Linked DNA regions of Mus musculus: region 2 is linked to region 1. A link is a contact called in ENCODE Hi-C or POLR2A ChIA-PET data. All regions are on one chromosome and are shown on one strand. Each heading gives the region's core, a stretch centred on a gene start or an enhancer-like site at or near the end of the contact. The rest is flanking DNA. Distances are from core to core; before and after follow the strand shown.

Region 1 (2,700 bases), core at 19-2,518:
TTAGTAGGTATTGGAGATAAATGAAGGAGAGGGAAGGAAATAAAGAGGAAATAACAAGTCGATTCTTTGTTTAGATGGTCTCCCCAGCAATAATGTTGTCTATGGATAGCTTAGCTGCCTTTTTGACACAGACACCTTATCAAATTTCCCTTTTAAATTTAATCTTGTTATAAAATGCTGCCTTTTATTTTAGGTAGTGGAAGAGAGCTGAAACGCGCGTGTCGAATGGATCTCAATTTCTTTTCGGTTTAAAAGCCATCAATATGCAGTGGGTCACATTTTTAGTAAGGCACTTTCTAAGTTCTTACAGTACTACTTTGAGGTGATGGGTTCTGAGCCTCAGACACCATAACGAATCAACGTCATGAGCAAGATAAATACCTTAAACCCCTAGGTGAGCCTCGCCATTACTGTAAAACACGCTTTACTACCCAGCAAAAACGATTGTTTTTAAAACGCTGCATTTTTGCAATCTTCCAAGCGCTTTAATTGTTCTCAGACAGATGGCTAAAGCTAGGCTACCGCACCCGCATATGTTAGGATAAAACCGACTAGAGCGCCAAGAAAAAGATGATTGGCTGTGGGCCGTAGAAGTTACACGGTTCCCCTAGCAAGAGCTGGGAAACCGCTGAATCTTCAGGTTTTGAAATACGGTTTTTGCATCGTAAAGAAAGAAGATTAACCTATCAGGAAGAACCGAGCACATCCAATTACCAATCAAGAGCGGGAAAACAGCCAAAGCCGGAGATAACCAGGCACCAAAGCGGACGTCACTCTTCAGTCTCTGCCAATAAGCCGAGGCAAGGGGCGGGGCAACCAGAGGATCAATTGCCCAAGAAAACAAACAATGTGTAGTACAACTGTCTAAACCCCAGTCCTAAGCTCCGGATGCGCCGGAATGAGCTCTAGAGCAAGGCTCTCGTGAGGTGCTTCCCGCTTTTCTAGCCTAATGACAGTCAGGGCCGGGTATCTACTTCCTAGCTCAGCAAAGGTGTCCTTCCCGCCAGCTCCCACGGGCTCGCAAAAATCCCGCTGCAACTTTGCGCTACAGTTTACAGGAACAGCAGTCGCGCGCTGAGGGGGTGGGGCGGCGGCAGAGCGCAGGCGTACATGCCTTGTGGAGGCGTGGCCCAAAAGGCCCCAGGAACTCTGGGAACTGTATTCCCCGCTCCCGAGGAGGTAGCACAACTCACGAGCCCTCTTGAACTACATTTCCCAGAATGGCTCGCGACCTTGGGGCGGGACGCTTGGTTCCTTAATGAGTTCGAGAAAGCCGCGGCGCGGCCCACCAGGTTCCAAAACAAGGAAATGAAGGGAGGAGGCGGGACTGTAGATGCCTGCGGGAGCCGCCGCCGCCGCCGCGGAGGAGGAGGAGGCGGAGGAGGTGGCTGCCGCGGCCGCCGAGGAGTCCCTTGCTGAAGGCGGACCGCGGAGCGGCGGGCGGCGCGCGCGCGCCCGAGCGACGGCTGTTGGAGAAGTGGAGCGGCGGCGGTGGAGGAGGGACTGAGTGGCGGCGGCCCCCGCGTCCCGGTTTCTCTATGGGGGAAGCAGACAATGGATTATGATTTCAAGGCGAAGCTGGCGGCGGAGCGGGAGCGGGTGGAGGATCTGTTTGAGTACGAAGGGTGCAAAGTGGGACGCGGCACCTACGGGCATGTCTACAAGGCGAGGCGGAAAGATGGGTAAGAGCGCGAGCGGGGAGTGGGCTCGTCCCGTCCCCTCCGCTGCGGAGCCCCGGAGGGCTGGGTGGGTCGGAGCTCCCGGGACGAGGCGGCGTGGGTCGCAGAGCGACGTCCCGGGGCTAACTCGGAGGCACTGGTGCTGCCGCCCCCCGCTGGCCGGTCGCGCCCCTCGAAGTCGTACGGCGCAGCCCCGTCGGGGGCGTCGGTCCCGCCTGGAGTCGCGGCTGCGTGATTAACAGCGGGCGGCGGGTGGAGACCGCGCCTGGAGGTGGAGTTTAGGGGTCTGGTCCCCGGGGACCCTCCGGAGGGCTTGGCTGAAGAGTTACCGGTTTGGCCCTGTGCTGGTGACGGTAGTGGTGGAACTTCCAATCGGCGCAGCGCCTTCCCGGGGCGGCGGTTTGAAAGCTCGCGGGGGCGCCTCCTGTCTGGTGGCGCAGCGCTTGGGGTCCTGGCTGGCCCCTTGGGTCTGACTTCCTTGCCAACCCAGACTTCATCTCTGATGTTTACCTGGGGACTTCCCGATCCTGCTCCCGATTCCCACATTTTAATATTCTGAATTCAGCACTCTGAAGGTGGACCCTGGAGAGAGATAAATTGTATATTACAAGATTTAAGTGTTCTCTGGTTGCTTATCTTTCCTGCCTCTTGGCTATCTTAGGTATAAGATATATCTTGGCTATCTAATTCCCCCCAACCCCCTTTAAGATAGGGTATCTGTGCGCCCTGCTTGGCCTGGAACGGAGAGATTCGCCTGCCTCTGCTAATCAGGTACTATCATTAAAGGCGTATGCCACCAAACCTGGTCCATTTCTCTTTTCTTCAGGAAGAAATCTTGATTTCTTCAAGTTCTTAGCCTCTGTCAAATGGCTGTGAGCTTTGGTAGTGTTTATTGAGAACCTAGACCACCAAGAACAGAAAACGGAGTGACAGGCTTGAGCCTGGATTGCCGTTTCCTTAGTTGAGGGGATCTGTAGGAATCTCTTGGGAAGTCTTTATGGATTGTTATATCAGTAAAAGA
Region 2 (2,885 bases), core at 288-2,787, 98 kb after region 1:
AGGAAAAATTAATCTTAGATGGAAGGAGTTTATGGTACTTGTGAATATGATCTATTTCTAAGATAACATGGGAGATTAGAGACCTAGTAGTCTTAATTTGGGGATCATTAGTGTACATGTGGTTTTTGGAACCCCGGAATAAAATCCAAAATTTTAAAACATATCAGAAATAATCTTAGTATATTTTAGGGTGTTCATTCATCTCTTGATACTTCTATTAAAATTGGGATGTTACCCATCAAAGGACACTTGTACCTAACCCCATAACTAGGTAGATTGTGAGTGTTCACCATTGGGAACGTACTTCATATTTTGTTCCATAGCCGACTAGTGTATGGCAGGGCTCTGTTCTCTAATGTCTAGAAGCGTGAAGTCGCATTCTTGCATTTCGCACCTCTGCCTTTCCCATCCCTCTTCCCCACTCCTTTCCCTTTGGCTTTTTGTTTGCTGGCTTGTTTGCTTGTTTTGCTTTGTTTTTAGGTAGCCTTAGCTATCTGGGAATTCATAGAGTTATATTTGCCTCTGCTTCTCAAGTGCTGATATTAAGGGAGTATTCCACCATGTCCAGCAATCTCTATTTATTCGTTTGTTTGTTTGTTTGGAGATTGGCTCTCGTTTCCTAGACTAGCCTTGAATTTGCTAAGTAACCAAGAAAGACTTTGAACCCTGCATCCACTTCCCAAATGCTGGGATTACTGGTTTAGTCACTGTGCCTTGCTGTATTTTTAAATGCTCAGCTATCCAATTAATGAAGTTTTTTATGGTATAGATAATTACGGTAGAGTAATGTCTGCAAATGACTACTCTGTTTGTTCAAGAAAAGAAAGCACAGTGCTTCCTGTTGGGTAGTTATTTGTTCTGTAGCACAGAATCTTATTTGTTCAGGGGAACAATGAAGAACAGTGTGCAAAATAAATATCCTGGGATTTGACTTCTGTATCAAATGTGAGGGGAATTGTACCACACTGTATTTAAATGAAAGCATAGTTGTAGCCATTAATATCAGGCCAGCATTGTCCATTGTTACAGCAACTAACCCAACTTAACTCTGAGTCCCTGTCCCTACCATTCAAGACTGGGTCACTCGTGTGTCTGCTGTTGGTCTTTGGTGCTGTTAAGAGTCATACTGAGATTCCCAGATATGCTGAAGTAGGGAGTGCAAAGCAAACGGAGTAGAATGTTTGTGGATTGCTGTGGTTGTTCTATTTATGATAAACCAATTAGCTGAAGGAAATTTAACCCTGCGAAATAATTGATCCTATAAACAGAAAAGCAGATCAGGAGTACATATAAAGTATCCTGTGTAGGATTAAGAATTACTAAATTCTGTAGAAATATGAATATTAAAGGACTAGCCCTGTATAATCATGCTACTGTTGCATATTTTCATGACTTGCCTTTAGAATAGAATTTAACTAAAACCCTGTAGCTTTGATTTTTGTCTGTTTGATTTTATTGCTGATAACTTGAGGCATCCAGCTTCTGCCATTTCTGCCGTTTCTATGGCAACTAAAGTGTGCAAGCCCAGCAGTATCACTTTCTTTCACAGCTGGCATTTTGTGTTCACAGTAAGGAGAAGAGTTTTGGTGAAGCGTGCGGGTCTGTGCTAATTGGGATGTAACTGGGTCAGAACAATTTTGGTTTGCTTTTTTTGTCTGTTAAGGTTTGTGGTGGTTGTGTTAGGTTTGGGTATTGAATACCTCAATTCCTTTTTATTATTAATTTATTAATAGTAGTATGTAAATAAAAATATATTAATTATTAAAGTTAGTCTGTTAATAATTAAAAACTCAGAGACACAATCCAGTATGAAATCTTGAGAATGGGATAGAGTTGTTCTAAGCCTGGTTTCGTAGCCCTCTATACCCTGATTATTTCTATCTTTAAAAAGTGTGAAAAAATTCTCTGAAGAGTTAACCATATTTTACCAGTGGATGGCCATATTTGCTTGTTCTGAGGGGACAGCAGGCAATCCCACTTAAGGATGAACAATGACTGGGTAATTGTAGTTATTGCCACCTGAAGGCCACCCTGGGAGTGCTGCTCAGGCTCTGCATTCCTTTCTTGGCTTGTACAAGAATTGGTAGGACGCCCCTGCTCCAGGCCAGCTACTGCCCCTGCCTTCATGTCAGCCAGCACATGGTTCATGGGCTTTGAGTATGCGGTCACAAGGACACCCTGGAGCCTCCTGCTCTTCCCTGCAGGCTCATTTCATGGTGGTGCCAGCACTGTTTTTCAACATAACCTGACCACAAGAACTCCTAATGAGCTAAGTGGCACAAGCCTATTTCCTGTCCTTACATTTTATTTATTCTATGAAGCTATTTGTCGTTCCCAGGTCACAGACTTTGTTGTACTTATATCTTAGAATTTTAAAGTGCTTTAAAAATCTCAGACCTTAGGAGTTACAAGTGTTATGGGAAAGAGTATGCAAAATAGCTTGTACAATAGGATGATGTTACAGTGTAAGCATCATGACCTGTCAGAGGTTCTCACTTACGGCCTTCAGAGGCTTCCTTTGAGTTTGCCTTTGTCTTCTTTACACTAACTTGTTTATTTAGGACACCTTGGCTTCTGTAATTGAAGAAAAACTACTTTTACTGGGCCACCAGTGACCTACTCATTCATTCTGGTCATGTCCTCAGATTTCTTGTTTACATCTGACAGGCACGCAGAGGGGCTCTGTGCACTCTAGATGCTCGCTCATCTTTTCTCCTCTGACCTTTCTCCAGCTTCCTGCCTCCCCTCCTCTCAAGCTCCCTGCTCACCTGCACCTCTGTGGCAGCCCTCTGCCACTCTGGAAATACAGACTCAAGAATGTGGCCAGTTTTTGTTACTCAAAGAGCTTGTGCTAAAAAGTGGAACCACTTGAAACAGGAAACAAA

What was found. Hi-C counts contacts between places; a loop is a spot of excess contacts on that map. ChIA-PET counts read pairs that join two places held with the same protein, here RNA polymerase II (POLR2A).
Region 2: a map of left cerebral cortex shows a loop between it and region 1 (4-fold over the local background). The contact joins the enhancer-like site here to the promoter of Cdk19 in region 1. A Hi-C loop is called at or near these places in 1 of 37 maps with a recorded cell type or tissue (left cerebral cortex). POLR2A ChIA-PET finds 5 or more read pairs at or near these places in 2 of 5 experiments (both embryonic stem cell).

The regions. Positions count from the first base shown.
Region 1 is chr10:40,348,040-40,350,739 of GRCm38, forward strand. It overlaps Cdk19 (cyclin-dependent kinase 19), which reads left to right and starts at 1,269. Exons shown (of 13, transcript NM_001168304.1): 1 at 1,269-1,682. The coding sequence starts at 1,555.
Region 2 is chr10:40,445,300-40,448,184 of GRCm38, forward strand. All of the region lies in intron 4 of Cdk19 (cyclin-dependent kinase 19), which reads left to right. Among named protein-coding and RNA genes, the nearest start is that of Gm32234, 7.3 kb to the right of the region's middle. Within about 2 kb of position 1,538, at least 1 of the 3 ENCODE cell types and tissues checked has a DNase peak (open chromatin) inside an H3K27ac peak, as active enhancers do; it is left cerebral cortex, where a contact is called at or near this core.